Regions from separate parts of the Homo sapiens genome. Here all the other regions are linked to region 3. Evidence: read pairs that join two places in POLR2A ChIA-PET (ENCODE). Cell type or tissue: K562. All regions are shown on one strand.

Evidence for each region. ChIA-PET counts read pairs that join two places held together with the same protein. Peaks named below come from ENCODE experiments on the same cell type or tissue, not always from the same donor. Only the 100,000 strongest peaks of a DNase experiment are listed, where the experiment ranks them.
Region 1: POLR2A ChIA-PET joins it to region 3 with 7 read pairs; 2 of 35 experiments call an interaction of 5 or more read pairs at or near these places.
Region 2: POLR2A ChIA-PET joins it to region 3 with 5 read pairs; 1 of 35 experiments calls an interaction of 5 or more read pairs at or near these places.

Annotation. Positions count from the first base shown.
Region 1 is chrX:151,894,479-151,902,478 of GRCh38, reverse strand. No RefSeq gene overlaps it. Among named protein-coding and RNA genes, the nearest start is that of MAGEA4-AS1, 13 kb to the left of the region's middle. In K562, no CTCF peak of the experiment used is centred here; no DNase peak of the experiment used is centred here.
Region 2 is chrX:152,161,311-152,169,310 of GRCh38, reverse strand. It overlaps GABRA3 (gamma-aminobutyric acid type A receptor subunit alpha3), which reads left to right. Exons shown (of 10, transcript NM_000808.4): 10 at 748-3,077. The coding sequence ends at 1,083. Among named protein-coding and RNA genes, the nearest start is that of MAGEA10, 27 kb to the right of the region's middle. In K562, no CTCF peak of the experiment used is centred here; a DNase peak (open chromatin) is centred at 4,120.
Region 3 is chrX:151,970,727-151,978,726 of GRCh38, reverse strand. GABRE (gamma-aminobutyric acid type A receptor subunit epsilon) reads left to right here and starts at 4,051. Exons shown (of 9, transcript NM_004961.4): 1 at 4,051-4,157. The coding sequence starts at 4,102. In K562, a CTCF peak has its summit at 3,310 (motif pointing left); DNase peaks (open chromatin) are centred at 3,316, 3,916, 4,476 and 5,486; H3K4me3 peaks cover 6,097 bases.

The sequences.
Region 1 (8,000 bases), 76 kb after region 3:
ATCAATGGCAGAGCTGAGCTGCTATTGCCTGGCAGGCTTGGGATCATCCAGGGAAAATGTGGCTGTTCCCTGTGGTTTCACCTGCCTATGTGTGCCTCTAAGAGTGTGCCACTATTCTTTCATTGCCCCTCCCTCTGTCTGCATAGGCTATGTGGATTGTCCTGCCAGCCTCTCTCCACCCCTGCAGGGTCAGTGCCACTGGTTACTACAGTTCAGTGGCCAGGCAGAGGACCTTGTGGTCTCATAGACCCCCAGATGACTGGAGGGGGAATACCCTGAGAAGTCCCAGGATCAGCCTTTGTCTTCCTGATGGAGAGCCCCACTCATCACTTCTCCTGCCTCTGGCCTCTCACTGACTTGGCTTGAATCCGTCACTCCTGCTCCAGCCCAGGCCATGTTTTCCCTGCCTTCTATGCCTCTGGGGATTTATTCATAGCACTTCCATCCTCCTCTCTCAGACTCATCTTTCCTTACCACCAAAAGCCACAAGGTGGGAGGCTGGGCCCTCTTCTCAGTGTTTCTGTGGACTTCATGAGTCTTCCCAAAAGTTTTGAGAGGTCCAGGTTACCATGCTCAGGAATAGAGGCTAGAAAAGTGAAGTAACTTGCTGCAAGTCACACAGACACTAAGGAGTAAAGCCAGGATTGGAACCATAACTTGGATTTCAAAGCCTGGGCTCCTGCCACTGCACATGAGCCTCCCTCTCTAGGTGGCCTGGAGTCTCCTGCTAGGAGTGAAGAAGCAATTGTGGCATCATGGTGATGGGGCAAAATGAGAATCAGAATACCTCGATCGATTCCAGTTCCAGCTTGGCCCCTTGCTGCCTATGCAGCCTTGCCATAGCCACCTCATCTTTCTGGGCCTTGGTTTCCCAGCTATATAGTGTGGACTACCCTGCAAATCCTTTCTAAACTTCGGTCAGTCAACATATGTTTAGCGCACACCGATTTTGTGCTAGATTGTTCCAGGCACTAGGGGACAGTTACATAAAGTCTCAAGGAGCTCATAGTCTATTGAGGGCGGAGGGTTAGAATACATAAATAAATGACCAAAGTAGATTATTCGTTGTTTGCTGAGTGCTACAAAGGAGATTCACTAGGAAAAGCGGTGGGAAGTGCTGGGGGTGGGGGGCTGCTTTAGCGAGGATGCTAGGAGCTTAGGGTTCGCATGTGGCTCTAGCAGAAAAGCACATGTGGAAATGCTCAGCACACCAGGCCATAATGCAAGAAGGGCAGGCCAGTTGGCCTCTTACCTTCAGATCCTCATATCCCATTCTCAGTCCTAGCCATCTGCTCCTACTTCCTGGTCTTCAACTTGCCCTGGCTTGAATCCCTTGCTCCAGCTCCAACTCGGGCCCTATTTCTCCGTCATCCATGCCTCCGGGGCTTTCTTTGTAACACTTCCATCCTCCTCTCTCAGACTCATCTTTCTTTAGCATTGTCTGAGGTGCACCTACTGGGAGAAACCTGCCCCTCTCCAGCTCCTTCTGAGGCCTCACATATATGTCTTCTTATGCTCTGGCCTACAGGATGTGATTCTGTGTAAGAATAGCTCTTAGCATGCGGATACTTCACTTAGCCCACCAGACAGGATCTCAGAAGGCTATGACTGCTTCAGAACCATTTTGGTGGCTCCTAACGTTACCCAGCATGCTGCTTGGCACAGAGGAGGAGTGGTGCTCAGTTTTTGTTGTTTGACACTGTCCATAGTGGCAGCAAGGCTTACAAGCTCTTAAACTGAAGGCTTTGTAAAGCCTGGCACTGCCAGGGTAGAGACAAGCAGAGGCTGGTGGTAGGGAGAAAGGGAATATAGGAGAAGAGAGCACTGGGTTTGTCCAAAATCACTGAGATAGAAGACCTAGAACCTTCCTTCATGAAATACTCTTTTCTCTATGTTCTCACAGATCACTTTCTTCTGACTCTCTTCTCATTACCGGCTGATCCCCCTCAGTTTTCTCTGTCCAACCATTAAGTGTGGGTGCTCCTCAGGACTGTGCCCCAAACCCTCCCAGCTTCTCCTCTCTGTCATCATACACTCCCTGGCTAATATTATTCATTCTCTCTCTCCAGCCTCGTCTCTCTCCTGAGCTTCTGAGCTAAGTATATGGTTGTTTCCCAGGTCCCTCTACCTGGAGGCCTAACAGGCATCTCAGCCTCAATAAGACCCAAACCAGCCTCATCTCCTACACTCCCACACAAGAGTACCATGATTAATCCAGCAGTCATCAGAATTGGAAATAAGTGCTCACCACGCCACCTATTTCACTTCTAAATAACTTCTAACTCCATCTTCTCATCTCCATCTCCACTGCCACCATCTTGATATAGGCCCTTATGCTGGTCCATTTGCCCTCAGAGCTATTCATCACCCTTCCTCTGCTCAACTCTGTTTTTCAGGCTGCATTTTCTAATCTCTTGTGCCTCTTGGAGGGAGATTGGAGGGTGAGAGGAAGGGGGAAACCAGGAGGGTATATATTTTGTTCCTCTCTCTGCCTTAAACTGCATCCGTCTCCCCTGTGATTCCATTTCCCACCAACAGACACTCCATGATTCCAGTTTCCACCAGGTGACCCTGTCCCAGGATTCTGGAAACCCTGGTTCCATTCTTTGTCTCTCCAGCCAAGGGCTGGTAGTGATTTCCTGCTGTTACTTATCTCTGGGTTGACTCATCGTATGCAATTTGGCTCATCAGTAATTCCATCTCCTATGTAACTAGTTCCCTGCATTACATTTATCCTCTAAAAAAAAATTGGAATGGCTTCTCTTTCCCTGGTTGAACCCTGACTGATATAGCCCTTATTACTTCTAGCCTAGCTTATTGTAACAGCTTTTTAGTAAATCATCCTGATTCTAGTCCTATTTCTCTCTAATGTTCTCTTAACCCTGCAGACGGAGAAATATGCCTTACGATAACTTTTCATAAAACTTTTCAAGAGCTCCCCATTGCCTAGAAGATGTAGTCCTTACCTTGGCTTGCAGTCTAATGGTGGGATGGATGGGAGAGGAGACCGTTGCCAGTGTTTGGTTACCAGATAGGGGCCAGGGCAGCAAGTGAGGGATTTCCCTTAGCTACAGACTCAGTTTCAGATTCCGTCCTCACAGAAGGGAAGGTGAGCTCCCAAAAATAGCCTTGGTGAGTAATAAAGATTTCAAGACCCCCTGACTGATCCAGACCAACCAATTGGAAGCTCCTGCTTCATCCACTTGCTACATTTACAGGACATTCCTGTCACAACAGAGGACCAAAGTATACCTGGCAAATAAGCTCAGGAGAGTATTTTCTTTACATAGTTCTCCTGGCTTAAAAATTGAATTTGTAAAAATTTTTAAAGAACTTTGATACAATTGGATTTTTTAAAGATCAGGGTGTCAGGGCTCAAGGAAAATAAAAATTAGAAGAAAAAAGATGGAGCCAGGGATAAGTTTGTGCAAACCACGCATGCTGTGGGATTCTGTACTTTTGGCTTAGCCTGGAATTTTTTAGCAGCCGGTTCTAGGAGAAAAACTCTCCTTTACATGATCCTCAGGGTTCGAAAGACAAAAACCAACCGCTGGCTCATAGAAGCAAAACTATTTCACGTAATACATGAGAAAGAAATTGCTTCTAGGGATCTTCATAAAGAGGACAAGATGGACTTAGTGAACAACATCCTCAACAACATTTTCGAAGTTCTAAGGGAGGCTTCTGTCAGAATTAGAGAACATTTCCCTGGGTTCATGGTTTAAGTGTATATGCTGTTGGGGAGAAGAGGATCTGGAGTTACATTTTATCTGCTTTGTATTATTTTTGCCATTGTTTCCTCAGACTCCTGTACTGTAATACTTACTGAACTTGTGATGACCTAGAATTCTTCTACCTTTGCCTCTCCCTTGATTAATATACCAGGTCTATGTCATGTGGACATTTACTAATCCATCCAGCAACCACTTATGGATAACCTACTGAACTTCCAGTACTACAGTGGTGAAGAGGATTGATACAGCTTCTGCCACTAGGAAATTGAAAATGTAGTGTGGGGAGACAGATGATAAATAAGCCAACAGATAAATAAAGTAAACAAAAATATTGATAATGATGATGGCTTGCAGGAAATAAAACACAGTAATGGGATAATGTTTGGGGTAGGGGGATGCTAATTTGTATAAGATGGTTAGGAAAGGACTTTCTCCAGGGTTAAAAGTTGAGCTCATACTTGAATAATGTGAAGGAAGAAACCATACAAAGTTCTTGGATGAAAGTAATTCAAGAAAATGAGACAATCAGTGTAAAGGCCTTGAGGTTGAAAGCAGCTTATTCAAAGAACAGGAAATAGATCAGTATAACTGGAAGGAGTAAAGCAAGGAAAATGGTAAGAGATGCAAACAGGGAGGTAGTCAGGGGCCAGATTATGCAGGACCTTTGTAAGTCAATCAATTAATAACTTGGAATGAATTAGTAGTGAGGCCAGAGATGAAAGGGTGACCTAGAGACACTGTATGTGCAAAGGTATACAGTAAAGTTTTGTACCTTCAGTGCTTTTCTAAAAAACGTCAGAAAATGTTGAGAATTCACAAGAAGATAGAGGGGACACCCCAGGAATCACATATGCAATGTAAAGGTAAAGTTCACTCTGGCAGCAGTTGATTTTTCTCTTCTCTCCTAGAAATGTAATGCGAGTTATTACAGTGTTGGCATGAGGTTAAACCTGGAAAGGGCTATAAAATGTTATGACAGGGAAAGGAAGTTTTCTCTTTCTTATATGGGTTATTTACAGAATTTCTCTTTTGGAGATAGATTGGAGACATTGCCCAAGCTCCCATGACATTCATCCAGAGAAAGCGAAATCAATAACATGGCCAACAAATCTGTGAGTCAGAGTTGCATTTTCTACTTTTAAGTTACCTACAGACTCCAAAGTGCCACTGATACTAAAATGAGTATGTTACAATCAATAACCCATACCTTGGTAGGCCACTTCTTGTGGTGTAGTTGCAATAGTTAAGAGAAAAAATAATGAGAACCTAGACTAATATAATGGCAATGGGGATGAAAAGCTAGGGATCGACTTGAGAAATGTAAATCAAACAAAAATCAGCAGGATATGGAGATTAGTTGGATAACTCCCAAAGTCACTACATCGGTGACTGTGAGGATGATGCAATCATTCACTGAAATAGGAAACACAGGGAAGCAGTTAAGTTGCATGGGGTAGGGTAAGGATGAGGTGGTGAGTTCAGTTTGGCTCTGCTGCCTTTGAAATGCCTGTGGGATGTGCAGTTAGAGATGTTGTGTGGATAGTTTGTTATATGCATTACGAAGTCAGGAGAGCTATGAGCTCCAAGTAAAAGTTTTTGTGGGGAGAAGTGTCTTGAGCTTAGAGGTGGTGGTTGGAACCTTGATAGTGGAGAAGACTGTCCAGGGAAAAAGTTATAGCCTTAAGAAAGGAACCCTGGGTTGTGTAATATTTGACAGATAGTTAAAGAAGTGGCAACCCCAAAGAGAATGAGGAGAGAAATCGTAAGTCAAAGAAGTAGAGTGTTTCCAGAAAGGCATGGCCAACAGTCTTCAGTGTTACTAAGGGGTCAAGTAAAAACAGGACTGAGACTTAATGATGGATTTAGCAATCTGGATGTCATTGCTGACCTTGACGTGAGTGGTTTTCTGTGGAGTAGTGAGTAGAGGCCAGAGCAGTAGAGTAGATTAATAAGCAAGTGGGAGGTTGGTAAGGGGTGGAAACAATAAGCATACATGTCTCTTTCCAAGAGTTTGACAGTGGTGGAGGGAGTGGGGGAAAGATATGGTGGTTGGAAGATAACATGATTGTATATGCATATCCAAACTCACCAAATTGTATGCATTAATTACGTGCCGTAGTGCAGTTTTTCTGTACACTAATTATACATCAATAAAGCTGGATTTAAAAAGAAAAACTATAGGCCATAGGTTTATGAGTTTTAAAAAATAATTATGAGAATCTTTTTTTCTTTTATACTGCAGCAATTTGAATGTGTTTTCAAGTTTGGAGAAGACCTTAGAGAAAAGGAGCATGAAGGAGCAGGAGAGAAAAGGAAAAAGCGATGAGGAGACAGAAGGGGACATATTAAGGACTTAGGGGTATGAGTGTGGGAGAAATGCTTACCTTTAACAGAAGGAGAGACCCCTCTGAGCCTGGAGGTGAAGTGGTCAGAGAAGACTCATACATCGATAGCAGGGCAGAGTCAGGGAGTTAAGAGATTTAATTTCTGATGGCCTCCATGTTTTCAAGGAAGTAAGAGCAAAGTTGTTTTCTATAGGCAAGAAACATGACAATATTTAGGAGGCTTGAGGAAAGCAGAAAGTGTTTATTTTAGTGACTGGTGAATGTAAACATTCGAGAAGTCTTGCTGGCCAGTTTCTTTGCAGTCGTACAAGACTTTTTGAGCTTGCCACTCATTTACAACTTAACTGTCCAGCCTTATCTGCTGGATGAAAACTGGAGGAGAAGGTCACTATGGCCATGGAAAAATATTCCCTTGCAGCAGTGATTGCTCAGTTGAGGACAAACCCTGATTTATAATGAGGCTAATCATGGTTGTGTGATTTGCCCCCGCTAGCCTCAGAGCTGGGTCTAAAAGAAAAGAAATAGGATTATGGATTATTAGTTCATCCAGGGATATGATTTTGTTGAGTGGATGCAGGAGAAAGAGATAAATGCACAAGGATCAAGAGTTCTGGGGACAAAGTTGTTCCACTGATCCATCATGTATTGGGGGACTGGCTTGGGATGAAAGGAACAGAGGCTTGAAGGAACCTGCTGCACTGGGATTAAAGGGATGCACCCCGTGGCCGAAGAACTGTCTGAGGTCAAAGAGAAGTGACTTCAGTGGGATTGAGTTCAAAGGATAGGGGCACATGATCAGGGGATGTGATCTGAGGTCTGGTGGGGGTAACTTAGCTGGGGTTTCAGCATCTGAGCTTTTGGATAATTCTCCGCATCTGTCTGCTCATTGACATTGGCTGACAGCTTCCTGGAGGCCTGCCTCAGGAAAAGTTGGCAGCAGAGAGTGGATGAGTGAACTTGGAAAATTCCAATTCTTTTTGAGATGGAGAAGGGGTGCTAATACTTTGGACCCAGGAGAACTAAATGGAAATAATATTTTCAAATGGAAAAGGCACCACAAATGACTAATTAGAAAGAAGACTTTTTTGTCTCCTGGACCAACTGAGAAATGCATGTGATTTGGAGCATAGTGACTTTTTCAATCTCTTGGAAATGGCTGTGGCTTTTCCTATGTATAATGGCATTAATTAAGCTAAAATTGCTTCCATTCTCTAAAAATATATGAATACAATAAGAAAAGACATTGGCCAAATTAACAGAAACCTGAGGATTTAGTGGAAATGATTTGTGTTCTTTATGAACTTGGATCAGAGTTGGATTAAACAAGTCAGATGCAAAGTTCTAGGACAGACTGGCTTGATGATGTAACAAGCTGGCTTTGGTCACTGGCTGGCCGACTTCAGCCAAGGAGCCAGCTCTGAGGGCACTTGGCTTTATATTGGCTGTGAAACCCCACAGCCATGGCACCCGCTGCTTGGTCCTGATGGGACAGACATGATCGGGAGACCAGGCGGAATCTGTCAGCCAGCTGCTCTCCTAGGCTGCTCTGAACAGTCTGAGTATCCCATTCTTCGTGAGCATTTGAACCTGTTCTGACCTTTAGGCTCGTTCCTGTAATAGACAGAAGATCATGAACGCTCTGTTTTCTTTTAGTTATTACTCTCCTTCTATCAAATCTCACAGTGCTTCTCACATTTTAATCATCATAAGAAACACCTGGGGATCTTATTCAATGCAGATTTTGACTCAGTAGGTCTGGGTTGGGATCTGAGATGTTGCAAAGTATCCTGATGCTGATGGTCTGGGGGCTACACTTTGAGAAGCAAGGCTCTCAACCAGGACTTTCCCCAAGAGAGCATTCCCTACTCACCTTGTTAGTGGGCATTTACTGAAAATCCCCCATGCACCAATCACTGTGCAA
Region 2 (8,000 bases), 190 kb before region 3:
TCCTGAGCTTGCTGAACAGTTACACTGCATGAAGGGTGGGAAGCTGTTGTAATGATGCATGTCAACATGCCATGGTATGTATTGTCTTTATGACAAAATGACTTTTCAGACTCACCAAGCTCTCTTCCTCACAGGAGATGTGCCACTTGATGGTCACGGCCTTCTGGAGTTATTTCTTGGGTAACCAAAAAGTGTCCGGGGCCTATAGAAAGCAGCACAGTGTAGCCCTAGATAAAAATCTCTTACCCAGATTGCAAGTTAGGCTCTGCCACTTAGTCTGAGGCTGAGTTTTCTCATCTGTCAAATGGGAGTAATCTCATCCACCTACCTCATAGGGGTTGCTCTGAGGATCGAATCACATGATGTATAAGATTCCACATGTGACCAACATTCCACAGTTTATTGGCGATTTCTAGCTCCATTCTCTTATCTGATCCTCTCAACAATCCTGAAAATTATTTTGATCCTCATTTTACAGATGAAGAAACTGAGGCATGAAGAGGAAAAGTGACTTAGCCAAAGCGACATAGCTCGTGAGCCAGGATGATGCACGTTTTCTCTTTTCATACTCATCTTCAGTTATTCCTTGACACAAACCTGGTTACTAGTGCTATTGGCTACATGGCCCCTGTGCCTTAACTTCCCTCATGGCTCCTCCTCCCTGCAGCCTCTGAAGGTTCTCTGTGTAATGAATTAATTAGCTTTGCTTTTTTCTCCCTTTCCCCCCCTCTTTTTCCTGGCCTCTAGAAGAAAACACCAGCAGCCCCAGCAAAGAAAACCAGCACTACCTTCAACATCGTGGGGACCACCTATCCCATCAACCTGGCCAAGGACACTGAATTTTCCACCATCTCCAAGGGCGCTGCTCCCAGTGCCTCCTCAACCCCAACAATCATTGCTTCACCCAAGGCCACCTACGTGCAGGACAGCCCGACTGAGACCAAGACCTACAACAGTGTCAGCAAGGTTGACAAAATTTCCCGCATCATCTTTCCTGTGCTCTTTGCCATATTCAATCTGGTCTATTGGGCCACATATGTCAACCGGGAGTCAGCTATCAAGGGCATGATCCGCAAACAGTAGATAGTGGTGGCAGTGCAGCAACCAGAGCACTGTATACCCCGTGAAGCATCCAGGCACCCAAACCCCGGGGCTCCCCTTCGCGTATTTCAGGATTCTCCTTTTTACCCCTCTACCAAGCTGTGACCCTCAATTCATATTTATGAATCTCTACGCAAAAAATAACTACAGAAAAATTACTTGTCCCTCCAATATTGCCCAGTATAACCCCATCAAAGCCAAACACTGCCATTTGTCCAGTTGCTCATCTTAGTCTGCCAATCTCCCCTAGCTGAGGGCACTGCATGTATTTTATTGCACTCTGCCCGCTGCAAAAAGAACAAGAGATTCTACTCTCCATAGTGGAAGCCTTGGCTGTTTGAGAGGCCCAGAACAAGGAGAATTGTTGACTCCCATCTAGATCAGATGACTCTAACTTACTAGGCAGCCAGGTTAGGCTAGGCCATGTGATCCTGCGTGCCACCTCCCCTGCCTTCAGCAAGGCCTACTAGGCATAAGTACTGATAGCAAAGGTGGGAGCCAGTTCTACACCCCCAACCCATTTATTGGTTTGGAAATTAGTGGGGACAATTGGTACTAACCACCGTCTACCATGTATGGCCAAAATAAATAGAACTAGCTCTGCCAGCCTGGCACCAAGATGGCTGGTGCCCTGCCATGTCCAGCCCCTCGGGAAAATAGTCCCCTCCTTGGTACATCTCTCCTCCAGAAAATCTTCTTCCCCCACTGCCTTTGGCACCCTTGTAGCCAACTGAGCACTACTTAATTTGGACTCATTACCACCTGTAAACTTTTCAGGAAAAAATGATCAAGCATTTTTTATTTATATCGAAAAGTTGCAAATAGAAACAAAGTGATCTAGATTTAAAAAAAACATTTTTTTAAAATATGGGAGAGATACAAAAGTCACCTCCCTGCCAAGGCAACTAGCCTATACTGGATTGGGTAAGAGGTTTGGAGTGGATGGTAGTTGAGGATTGAAGTCTGGCTCAAAAGAGAAGGCTACTGGCAGATGAAAGTCAAATTCTTCCTTCCATACACTCCACATTCCACACCCTGGCCCAGGCACTTTTCTCCCACCATATCGGGAACCTCCGGTCCTCTGTTGATGCCGATTCTATGAGGGGTGAATTGGAAATTCATACAAATAAATATCTCTAGTCAATATTGAGTCAACTAGATCATTAACTTTATTGCCAATTTTATAATATATTATTTAGAGGCCATTTGTTCTTAATCTTAATGTGAGTAAAAGACACAGGCATAAATACGCAATTTTTATAAGGTAGATAAACTGAATCCCAGAAGTTTGAATGATTTGCCTAGGCTCCTTACAAGTGTCTTTAATAAAGAGCTATCGTGCGCCCCTTTCCAAAGGCCAAAATAAAGGACTGAGAAGCCAGGTCCACCGTGACCTCAGAATCAGCACAATCTCAGCGGGCCTTCTGGGTCACTAGTGGAACTTGGTTGGGCACCAAAAAGGTTTTTAGAAAGTCACAATGTGTCACCCAAGAAGATCACTTTTAATAGTCTCAGCCCAAGAGAATGAGACTGTTTATGATGGCAGCCCCAGCCACTTTGGCTCTGAATACCTGCACTAGTCCAGAGTATCCTAGAAGCCCAGGGTAAAGCCACAGAGGGCACCACAAGCAGATTCTCCCTGCCCACCGGCTGAACAAAGCTCCTAAGGGGTGTATCATTAGCTGCTGGTTGCCTTTTCATCCATCCTTTCCCCGTCCCCTGCTTCCTTGCCATTGCTGGGATAATGCATGCCCGTCCCATTATTCCTAAGACTGTGTCTGTAGGTAAATTCATGACTAGAAGAGTGTAGTCTTGTGGATATGTGGGGATATGGGGGGTGGGAGGGCGGGGCTGTTAATGGTTGTCTTAAGGAACTTAGAATGGAAGCCTGATCTTTGCCTCTCTGTAGAAATTGTGTTTCCAAATGCTTTGGTGCAATGTTTAGCTGCTGTTTATTAAACCCTTTCTGAATTGTACTTGGTCTGCAGAACTTTCTTTGGTCACTCTTTGCCTAACACAGACAGTACTATGTTTTTGGCTTTCACCCCCAATCTCATGCCACCATTACTTTCTGCTTCTTAACAACCATTGGAAAAAGATGGAAGAAAGGTACCCCCAGAGCAAGAAATGTATTACAATGATCCAAAGTAAAACTCGTGTGAAAACATAGCTTTGATTGACTCGAGGGTCTCATTGCCCAATATGAAATATTATGAAAAAGCTGTATTGCTTCTTCTGCTAAATTCACCCACTCCCAGGAAATAGAGCAATGTATTTTCATTGTAATTCTAAAGGATTTCTCTTCTCCATGGCTTACTATTTTCCCTTTGGCAACAGTTCCCATTCCAGGAACACGACCCCATCTTTTGGTTCCCTGTTACACAACTTGGAAGAGTTGGCAACTTCAAAGGAATTTGATCGTACACCAAGTAAGGACAACTAGGAGACTAAACCTGAAAATACAAGGTTTAAACTCTCAGGTCTAACAGTGATCTCCCCAGCCTCCCCACCCCTATCCCACACTCAGATCTTTGCCCTCAGCTCCATGTGGCAGGGTCTCCCTTGATGTGACACAGGATCATTAGTGCCCCAACTCCAGTTCTAGCATGGGAAAAGTTGGATCCTAAATTGAGGAGATTAAGGGGGTGCTGGTGCCGGGAAGGGGGCCCACAGGCAAACTGAGAGCAAAGAGCAGAAACAAAACAGACATTCCCCCCCTTTTTTTTCTCCAAAGTTTCAGCTCAGGGAAGAACAGCAATTCTTAGAAGGGAAGTCCCTACACATGACAAACAGACTGAGCCCTTGGGATCTACATTCACAACCTCTCCCTTCTCTGCTGTCACTGGAAAAAGTGGTTTCCCTTCTGTCTAAGGCCCAGCCTCTCCTTTTGTTCTTCATCTCTGCTCCTCTCTTCTCAAAGAATTCTAATTTTGTTATCTGCTCTCAGTGAAGCTCTTCTTGCTGAGTCACCACTGCCCTTGTTACTAAAACCTAAGGGCAGTTTTCAGTTATCTTATTTGACCTGTCAGCATTTGACACTGTTGAAAACTATTTTATTCTTGAAAATGCCTCTTTCTGGTTTCCATAGCACCATAGTCTCCTGATATCCCTGCTTTTTTTCTCTGCTACCTTTCCGTTTCTCATGTTTTTCCTTTTCAACTTCTCTCATCCCTTAAAGGCTGGGGTTCCCTCCAGTGTCTTCCCTGTTCTCTTTTCACTCTCCACACTCTCACTGAGTGCTCTCATCTGTCCTAATGGCTTCAATTAGCACATACTACCATTAACTTTTGTTGGGTAACAAATTATCCCAAAATAAAACAACCACATTTATTGTACCGATAGGACAGTGCACCGCAGGGATGGCCTGTCTCTGATCCATGATGCCTAGGGTCATAGACGGGAAGACTCAAACAAGTAGAAGGTGACTTAATTGACTAGAACATCTGGGGATGGAGGATATGCTTCCCAGCTCCGTGTGAAAAGGGATGGATTCTGTAGTAAGATGTAGGAGTATTAGTTGCCTAGCTCCAGTCTTATTCAGTAGGACAAAATTTGAGTCTTCAACTGAGAAGATAAAGGAGGTTCTGAGTTCCACATTGGGGGATAGGGGCTTTCACTCACATGTCTGGCAGCTTGGCTCTGAGTGTTGAAGGACAGGTTCATCTGGAACTGTTGACTGGAGTTTCTATACATGGCCTCTCCTTGTGGCTTCTTATAGCATGGCTTCTGGGTTCTCATAAGAAACATCTCCAGAGGGATGAACAAGCAACCAAAGAGAACCAAATGGAAGCTGCATGGCTTTTATTGGCCCAGCCTGGAAAGTCATGCAGTGTGCCTAAGGCCAGTGCAGAGTCAAGAGGAAGGGTGGATAGGGCCAAAGACTTTGCAGATGTGTATAAAATCTGCTATTCAAGAGGCTGAGGAGGAAGGATCCGTTGAGCCCAGGCCTTTGAGGCTGCAGTGAGCTATGATCGTGCCACTGTACTTCAGCCTGGGACAGATCATGACTCCATCTATAAAAATAAATAAATAAATAGATAGATAGATAATAATTTAAAACTCCACCACATCTCCTTTATGCTGATGACTGCCAAATGAATACCTCTAGCTTAGTTCTTTCACATCAAATTTTTTGACAAGTTCAAAACAGTACTCTTGATTCCTCCACCCTCACAGTTCTTCCCTTGGTCATTATTTTGTCAATAAATCAGAACGTCACTCACCCAGATGCTCAGGCCAAAACCCTATGAGGTATTCTTAGCCTCTCTCTCCCATCCTTACATCTAGTACATCTGAAAATCTTGAAAGCTCAGCCTCCAACTTAAATCCCATATTAGCCCTACTTCTACTACCTGTACCCCAGTCCAAGGCTCCATCATGATCTCTCACCGGAACACTACAGAGCTATCCTTTTAAATAGTAAACTAGATCATTCACTTGCCTGTTGAATACCCTCCAATGGCATGCTGCACATAGACTAAAATTCAAACTCTAGCCTTCACCTTCAAAGTTTTGTGTGACATGGTCCTGTTCACTCCTCAGCCTCCTGTTTTCACAATGCCTGCCTCTCACTCACATTTCATCAACCACATCAACTGCACATCAAGTCCCAATATAACTTATGGACTTTATGCAGGGTGTTTCCTCAGTCTAGCAAGTTCGTTTTCTCCTTGCCTTCACTGGCTGATGTCTGCTCACCCCCAAGCTCTCACCTAAAAAGTCACATCTCTCAGGCCTGTGTCCTTCCAGACTGGATGCTTTGCCATGTTGTGTGCTTCTATTACACTCTGTATTGCTCTCACTACCCCAACACTCACCATGTTTTATTGCAGTCTCCCACTAGACTAAGAACCGTGAGGGAGAGCTGTCCTTGTACACAAGTGTAGGATCAAAACCAGAGTCTAAACTCAGCGAATACTTATTGAATAAAATAACTTCTGAGTTGGGCTTCAAAAGATGATTCAGAATTTATCAAGCAAGAAAGATAATGGGTATTCCAGACAGGATGCACAAAGGCCCAGAAGTGAGATAAATCTTCATGAAGTATACAGCAAAACATATTTGTCCTAACTATCCAGACATTCTACCCATTAGGGTGGATGATGAATATAATGGCTCTGGACTTAAAAGGTGGTACAAGGGACACAACATGTCATATACCTGAGAACCTGGCTGCATGCCATCATTTTGATGACTTATCTCAAAAGGTTGGCTTTGACAAGTTCAGAAAGGTGCTAGCAACACATGTGAGCTGCTTTGGGGAAAGCCACTTGCTGGCCCTTACGATTGGCGTCTCCATTCCAAGCCAACATCCTGTAGACTCAAAGTCTTAGAGTTTCCCTTCCTTGAAGCCTCTCTTCACCCTTGCCAACCAGCAAACACATCCTCATTCAGATCACTGAAGGGTCAAATAAAATGCACAAAGGTGCATGAAGGATAATAACAACACTGCTAGGTCTTTTGCAGGCTGCTAGGTTTTATTGTAGCCTCAGAATAACAGAATAGCACTAAAAGCTGCACAAGGCTGGAGGCTTGACTCTGCATTCCAGCAAATGAAATTTTATACCTGCATATGTCATGTTGGGTAACAGCTCTAGGGTATTCATACACTTCGAGCTGGGCCTCCTTTCTGAAATACAGATCTAGCCTAGAATCATACTGATCATCTCCCTGCCTCTTGATAGGAAGAAATCTAGGAAAGTTTAATGAATTCTTACTGGCAAAGTGGAGAGCCAGTGAACTCCCAGTAGAACTAGTACTAGTGAAATCCAAGGTCTTCTTAAGTCACCACATTCCCTCCATGCTGTAGTCAGAAGAAGCTGCTACTGACCCTGAAGCTGTCTGCTTTCTTCAAACAATATCCATGCTGAGCTGGTGTGCTATGATGAGCCAAATTTTCCAGGCTTCAATGGCACCAGCAGACCTCCTCCATGTCAAGGTAAATGGGATATGTTGCCCAAGGTTGGTCTTCTGGTCTATGGTTACCTCAGCTGGTAAATCAGTTCTAGGCACTTTGGTTTTAGGGCATGGTCACACTGCAATCCCTTTCAAGAAGCCATGATGATAGATGCAGCAGAGCCTGGATCTTGGGCAGGTGGCCCTTTCCTCTTGTAAGTACTAATATGTGGCCATGTAAGAGGCTTGGATCAGGAATGGTCTCTGTCAAAATCCATGAGAAAAATAAGATACCAACATGATCATGGGAAAAAGCTTGTGGTGGTTGGAACTAGTGTGAATGGTAAAAAGATACAGGCACAGGGAGGCAGGAATACTGAGTTCTAATCTGGGATATACCACTGTCCCAGCTGTGTGAACTTGGGCAAGTCATTTAACCTCTATGTAACACAGCATAATAATAAAACTTTCCCAGGGATGACTACAAAGATTAAATGAGCTATTGCACATGAAAGATGGTTACAATCTTTAATTGCCACTTATATTGTATTAGTCTGTTTTCACACTGCTGATAAAGACATACCTGAGTCTGGATAATTCATAAAGAAAAGAAGGCTTAATGGACTCACAGTTCCATATGGCTGGGGAGGCCTCACAGTCATGGTGGAAGGCAAAAGGCACATCTTACATGGCAGGCAAGGAAGAATGAGAGCCAAGCGAAAGGCGAAACCCCTTATAAAACCATCAGATCTCATGAGAAGCATTCACTACCATGAGAACAGTATGATTCAATTATCTCCCACTGGGTCCCTCCCACAACACATGGGAATTATGGGAGCTACAATTCAAGATGAGATTGGGGTGGAGACACAACCAAACCATATTACGTATGTAGGAGATACATCTAATCCCAACACGGTTCCTGAATTGAAATAGGCCCTCCACATCTCTAGGTCTCAAATAGTCACCTGTGTAATGAGGATCTTGAGCTATGTGACCTTTAA
Region 3 (8,000 bases):
TGAGGTCTGGAATCCTGTTTTGTCCACAGCATTTCAACCGCCTTGGGACATGAGCCCTTGCTCTGCAGTGTATGTCTAGGGCTGAGGTCTTGCTCTTTGGCCAGATACTTCCTGGTGTTACTCAAGACCTCAAGGATACCAGGTGTGCCTGCGCTGTCATTTATCAGTTATTAGCTAATAATAGTAATGTTGAGAATGGCAGGTAAGCTTTGTTGAGTACTGACCATGTGCCAGACATGGTGCTAACTGCTTTACCTGGTCTTTGCCATTGAATCATCACAGGTGCCACGTGAGGTGGGAAGTATTATAATTTCCATTTGACAAGTGAGTAATGTGAGGTTCAGGGGCTTTAAGGAACTTGCTCCTAGTCATTTAGCCAGTAGTTAGGGGATGATCTGAAATTCAACCTGTGCCCTGTGTGCAGTGGAGCACAGAGGTCTGGTCACTACCCTGTACTGCCTCTGCCTCCATTGTTAGTCTATCTGCTTTGAAGCCTGGTTGTCCCCTGCTTGCTCCTTCATCCACTTCTGCACTTGGCTTAGCCCTGTACATAGTTCTTTCTCTAGGTGCTTTCCCCAGTGTCCCTGGCATCTCGGTCTTGCTGCAAGCCCAGGTACTTAACAAGCTAAGAGCCATGTAAGATTTGTCTGGGCTGGTATTTTTTCCTTGAGCTAATAAGAAAAGCATGTGTGCATGTGCTACAGTTTAGGCCATGCTAGGGCATGAACACACAGACTTTATGACCAGCAACTCTGGTTTTGTCCCTAAATCACATATATAGTAGGTCACATGGTGGTTTGCTGTTGGTTATTTAATTTGATAATTCACAACTGACAAGGGGGTTGCTCACTGCTATTCCAATCAATGGGTAGTTTGGTTTAGTTATGAAAACACAGCTGCTGTATTAACAGTTTTGTTTATATTCAGCTTGAATATCTAGTTGAAGAGAAGCACATCTGAAGTACAAACAGCCAGGGAGAGGGGTGTGCACCCACACACATGCACACACACACACGCACACACACACACACACACGTACCTAGACACTAAATGAGAATGTTTATTTCTAATGGAACTTTAAAAAGTGAAATGCAAAATGCAGGGAGCTGCTATCATGGCTGTGACTAAAAGCTCTTTCTCCTCCTCCTGCCTTCATTATTCTGTTCTGCCACCCTGGTCACCCGGGAAGACCCTGTGAGCCTTTTCCAACAAACCTCCCTCCTTTGCCTCCTCCCCAACTCCATCTGTCAGTTGTACATCTTAGATGTTGCTCCCTCCTGCGGCTCCTCTTCTGGCCATCCCTGTGGCTCTGATCCTGTTCACTGGGAGAAAAGAGGCTCCAGCTCTCCATCCCGCAAACTCTCCCGCCTACCCCCACCAGAGGGATCTTTGGAAACAACGTTTGGACGTACAATGTACCCTTTTGGTACTCGTCTGCAACTCCCCTGTTGCCCACAGGATAAAGTGCAATTGCCTGGCCAGCCTCCCACTCCAGCTTTATCTCCAAAAATTTCTCTTCACAAATGCCTCAGGCAATCTCCTCCTTGTTCTCTGTCAAACACCACACATAGCTGGTTTCAACACCCTGGCTGGCTCTCAATTTGGAATGTCCATCTCTGCACCTCTGCTGCCTATAATACCCTTTTCTTGCTTTGAGAGGCTAGAGATCACATAAGTGTTTTCCTGGGAACTCTGGGGCCCTCATGACTTTGTACCTTGTGTTAGTAATTTTTGAAAAAATAGTAATTTTTTACTAATTTTACCACAAGTTCCCACTCCTCTCTTGAAAAACATATGTAAGGGCCAGGACATCATCTGAGTCCTTGCCATATATTCCTCTATCATAAAGTCGATGGCCTGACCTAGACAAGCATGTGGCAAATACTTGAAAAACTACAAAATAATAATAACATTCTGTAGCCTCCACAAATCCTCACAGCTATCCTGTGGATGAGCTATCCCTTCGATGAGGTTTATAAGGAAGATGGCAAAGTATGATTAATATCAACCTGTAAGAGAAAAGTGCCTGGGAATCTCTGATGAGGGAGCTGTAATCACTTGCTTCCTTTGTCTGCCTGGGATTCAGTCGCTCATTCAGCAAACGTAATTAATGCCTACTGGTCATTGGTCACTGTGCTCAACCCAGGGGAATACAGGTAAATCAGACAAACCTTCATTTCCCGGAGGTCCAATGTCAGTGGAGGAAGAGACATGCATACAGGACACTTCAAATCCCAGGCTGGCTACAGTAAGGGCAGACATGCTCCTTTCCATAGCAGTCTGGTGTTGGACAGGACGGCAGGCGGATGGACTGGCAGCCTTCTCTTCCTCATGGCCTCAGCAAAGCCGCGTGTTTGCCTGTTCCCTGCTCTGCGGCATTTCTGCCCAGGGCAAAACTGGCTATATAATTTGCAGGGCCCAGGAAAAAAGAAAAATGCAGGTCCACTTGTTCAAAAATTATTAAAAATTTCAGCAGCAAAGCATGAAAGAAAGTATGGGGCTCTTCCCGGTGTGTGTCGGGGGGCGGGGGTGAGGGGCTGTGCAAGCCTAAACATGTCCTGCAGTCTCTTCTGTCTTGCACCGTAGTCTGAAGGCAGCCCCAGGTCCTAGTGGACTAACTCAGTGGTAGTAGGACACACACAGCTGCACACAAATCAGTGACACATTTGGTTGAGTGCCTATTGTGTACCCAGAGCTCTGCTAAGTCTTAGGGATACAGTGGAGACCCCAACAGACACATTTTGTGTGTATGCATGTGTGTGTTTGTCCCTGAGCTTACTTCAGTAGGAGAGACCCACTGTAAACAAGCTCATAAAAAATGCCCAAGATAATCATCAATGAGTGAGCAGTGTTGTGAAGAGGACAAAGCAGAGTGATGTGCTTGGGAGGTGGGGTGGTGAAGAGGGTGTTGTAGGTGAGTGTGGTAGAGCTAAGCCTCTTCAAGGATGCACACAGCCCCTTCTGGAGCAACAGGTGAGGATGCTGCCAGCGTCTGGCATCAGCTTGGTACACAAATCTTTGCCATTCCTTCTCCTTCTGAAGCAAATCAGAAGGGTCTAGGGAAAGAAGATGAAGTCCAAGTATGCTTGAGACTCTTGACGTGTCTCCCCTGAAGTGGGGCACTGCCCCTTCCCCTTCCCCCTCTGTGCCTTCTCGTGTCTTCTTCTGCTATCACCTGGTGCCAAGTCTCCAGAAAGATTCGGCCATCCAGTCTCAAGGAGGTTTCCAAAGCCTCCTCTATTCCAGTTGGTCCCTCTCACACTCAGCTTCTGGGGCCAAAGCGGGAGCCACATTGTGGCAGTGCCCCCTTGGGGTTCAGAGAAAATTCTCCAGTGAATGTCTCCGCCTGGTCCTCTGTTGGCGGGTCCTCCCTGCCCCCAAATACCTGGGAATTTGCCCTGTGGAATACCTCACATCAGAGCTTGCTGGGGAGACCCCTGTCTCTCTTCTTCTCGGTGCCAAGGAAGGTGCTGAGTTACCCGGCTTCCTTCATACGACAAGACTTGTATTCCGAAGGACTGAAGATTGTGGGCTGAGAGCTGGGAAAACCAGAGAGGGAGGTTGAAGCCAGGACACTTGGGGAAGCAATGGGGTGCAACAGGTGGCGGGGAGGAAGCCACGGCTGGAGAGCACAGTTTGACCCCGCGGCGTGCCAGCGGGCAGGAGGGGGTCGCCTCTGGGGCGTGAGCACATCCAGCCCCACATCTTGTCCCTGAAGCAGCTCCCTGCCGGCCACAGCCTGGGGCGCGAGTTTCCCCCGCCCAGGCCCCGCGCCGCGGGCTCGCCGCCTCCTCCCTCCGCCTCCCCCGCCCCTGGCTGTCTGGCAGCGCCGCAGTGGCGGCGTGGGGACGGGGGGCCTCAGCAACCGGGCTCCCGCCTCCTTCCCGCGCCCGCGCGAGCCTCCCCGGCTCCCCACCGCAGCAGCCGTCACGTCGTCGGAGATTTCCATCGGGGCGGGCCTGGGGCGGGGAGCGCGGGACGGGGCGGGGCGAGTGGGAGGAGTGAAAGTTGGAGCCCAGCAAAAGCCTCCGCCCCGCGCTCAGTGCGGCCAGAGCGTGAGCCGCGACCTCCGCGCAGGTGGTCGCGCCGGTCTCCGCGGAAATGTTGTCCAAAGTTCTTCCAGTCCTCCTAGGCATCTTATTGATCCTCCAGTCGAGGTGAGTCTCCATCCCGGGACCCGGGAGCCCTTCGCGCCCAGCTCCCTCTCCCCGGGAGCCGGGACGGCTCCCGGGACCCCAGCGGCCCCGCGTTCCTCGAGCCCCGCGCCCGCTTTGCCCCGGCCCTACCGCGGGCTGGCCGAGTCCCGCGTCCCCTCGATGCGCGCCGGCCTCGGCCCGCCTCACTGTAGGATGGGCTCCCGGGGTCCTTGAGGGGGAGCTCCAAAAGGAAGACAGGACGCCAGAAGGAAGACGGGACTCCAGTTCGCGGATTCCCGCTCTCAGAAGCACTGCGGTGGCCTGGTGACAAGCACTCCTCGGAGTCTTGCGCAGGAACAGGGGAGCGGCCCCGGGGTGACCGGCCAGGGCAGGCTTCAGCTACTGGGGGGGCCGGAGGTGCATTTTGAGAAGGGGGTGCGCGGGCTGAGGGAGCTTAGCTGCGCCAAAAATGTGTGAGTGTTGCCTCGTGTGTTCTCTGCTGCTCACATTTTTTTTAAGAGTGCCTACTGAGTTCCAGGCACTGCGCCAGGCAACTCTGACATTACTTGCTTCCCATGCCGCTGCTCCTGTTGGTGCCAGTCTCAGGCACGAGCTTTGGTTTAGTCTAAGGGTTCCCGCACCAGCTATGCCCCCTCTCCACCGCTGACAGCCTCCCACTTCCTTAACTCATCCCTAGACACCCTGCTGGGCCTTGGGCAGACTGGAGCCAGAGGCCAGGAATATTATTCTCCTCTGAAGTCTGTGGTTTGGGCCGTAGATTTCAATCCCCTTCTCCCCTTTCAGGTTTCCCTTGAACAACCATCTTCCCTCACACCTTCTCCTCGCCCTGAGACTTGGCTAGGAGGGTCGTGCCCTGGATTTGTGGCTTTTTGGGGTGGAAGATGACTGCTTCGTTTTGTTGTTGTTGTTTTGAGATGGTTCCTGCTGTGTGTGAAGTGTCACAAATTTGCAAGCTTCCTGATCTGTGGAGCTTTCTCGAAGATTCCATGGCACTGGGCTTGTGTCTTGTTTGTCTGTTCTGGGGAGGGAGGGTGGCTTCTCTCCCTACCCCAGATTGCGTTAGCTCATCAGAGAAGGGGATGTGTAGCTGCTTGCTGGCTCACTGGTGCCCTGGAGTGGGGCTAGCCTCAGCAGGAGCTTGATAAATGTCTTTCTATGCGTGCTAGCAATTTCCAGTCATCCACATCCCTCAAAATGGGATGTGGACTAGTTGAGAAAGCTGACGTGGTGACTGGCTAGGGCAAAAGATGGCTCTGGGGTGGGGGAAATAAGAAGGGGTGGTCAGAGAGGAAAACAGCAGGGAAAAGGGACTGGGGAAATGGAAACTGCCCTTCAAGCATAGCAACCTGTGGTGTCAGGAAAGAGCTGAGGAGGTGACAATGGGGTGTACTGGGCCACACTGAACCAGAAGACCTCTCCCTGGTCCAGGCTTAGCCTCAAATTAGTTGTGTGACTTGGGGCACAGTCCTTCCTCTATCTGGGCCTCAGTTTGTCCATCTGTAGAATGAAAAAAAAGATCTGATTTAGAAAAAAATCCAACATCTTTTCTTATGCGCCCCTCCCCCCCCCACTTCTCACACCACCAACAGTCGACTGTTTGGGAGGGGGTAGTGCAGAGATTCAACTTCATGCTGGACCATTATGTCTAGAGACATGTGAATGTCTGAAAAACTGCCCTGGAAAATGCCACTATTCCAATGTGTGAGTGTTTTTCAAGTTTTTATTCTGTCTAGCCCCGAAAGTGAGCTTAATGGCTGGCTGGGGAAAGGTATGCATTGTCAGCAGCTCTTTAACCCCAAGGACCTCAAGATGAGGTTTTGTTTTGTTTGTTTATTGTTGTGTTTTTTTTTTTTAACTGGCAAAAGCCAATTTTAGGATTAAAGCCACCTTATGACCCTCTGATATCATTTTTATTGCAGACCTAGTCTAGGGGCAGGAGGGCTTTGGTGGTCTCAGTGCTTTCAGGTTTATTTGTTTGCCTCTGCACTTTTAAACTTGGGGCAGCGGGGAGGATCTCGTCCATGGATTTCAGACATCTGGGAGGGGCTGCTTCAGGCGTTTAGGTGGTCCTGTCTGGCAGTGCTCAGTCTACCACTGACTGCCAGTTCTGATTGTGCCACGTTTCCAGCCACATCACTCATTTTACAGGGTCTCAGGGCTCCATTTTTCCTCCTCTCTTCCCATAGTCACTGGCCCTTATCTTTTGAGATGGCTGGGAGTTTGGCCTCAGGGAAAGAGGACATCTTCTAGATATGGCATTTGAAAGTAGAAACTGTATTTTCCAAGCCCAGTTCTTCCCTCGCCCACAATGGGAAGTAGCCACTTCAGACATGAGAAATGGTGTGGATTTGGCACATCTGTATGCCACTTAAGCAATTCTAACAGCTTGAAATACTGCAGAAAAAATGCATTTTGCTTCTTAAGTTGGCAGTCCCTTGGTCCGCAATACAGGGGTCATGCCAACGTCTCTTGCCCTGTTTACCCCTTATTTTAGGAAACAAATTGCCTTATGGCTTAAAAAAATCCTTTTGGAAGTGTGACGTGCCAGTAGAAAAGCATAGACATCATGAGTGAACAGCTCAGTGGCTTTTCACAAGTAAACAGGCCCGTGTAACCAACACCTAGATCAGGAAATACAGCATTGCAACCCCCTCACCACACACACACACACACACACACACACACACACACACACACACACAGACACACACACACACACACACACACACACACACACGCATGCATCTCCAAAATGCCTGTCCCCGTACACTTTCCTCCCCAAAGGAAACCACTCTCCTGCCTTCCAGTATCACAGATTAATATGGGACGATGGCTTTTAAAAAGACTTTTAATTATAATTTTTTAAAGACATATAAAGGTAGGGGGAACAGTGCACCCCCATTGTTTGTGAACTCATGGCCACTCTTATTTTCTTTTACACCACCCACCCTCCAATTCCAACTTAGATTGTCTTGAAGCATATCTCAGACATCATATCATTTTATATGTAATTGTTTTAGTATGTATTTCTAGTCATTAATATTTCACAAACATAAGAAAATACCATAATTACACCAAAAATTAAAGAATAATTTATTCATGTCTCAACTGTCCACTCAGTGTTCAAATCTCTCCTATTGTGTCATAAATGATTTCTGTTTGTTTTTCAAGAGTTTGCTTTTAAATAAAATAAGATCCAGATATTAGCAAGTGGGGCATTTTGATTTTTAAAAACACTTTTTATGGAATTAGAACATGTATACAGAGAAGTGCTCAAATCATAAGTGTACAGCTGATGAGTTGTCAGAATATGACCACAGCGGTGTAAAGAAAGCCAAATCAAGGACCCGAATGTGAGCAGGACCTCAGAAGCCCCCTTTGTCACTGCCTCCCAGCAAAGGCAGCACTATCCGGACTTCTAACACCATCGGTGAGTTTCATACCTTGGCAGATGGCCTTTAACATTTTTGTTTAATTCAATTATTCTTACTAATCTTCTTCTTTTTCTTGGCTGTGGTGCATGGCTGTGGAGCTCAGGGTGGACTCCTGTTGGGCAGCCAGTTCCTGGATGGCTGTCTGTGGGTGGAGGACTCCTGCCTTTCCTGTTTAGACACCCACAAAGGCTGCTCTTTAGCCTCCTTCCCTTCATCCCCTTCCCCTGCCCCCAGTGCAACGAGTATTACACAACCAACAAAACCGCAAAATATTCCCACAATTTTCTGGTCCTCTCTGGGAGAGGCCGCTCTGGCTTTCGCAAGCATTCCTCTCAGCCCTGGCCCTCTGCCTGCTCCTCACTCCTGGTTGGTGCTGGTCAGGCTGACTAGAGGCCAAGGCTAGTCACAG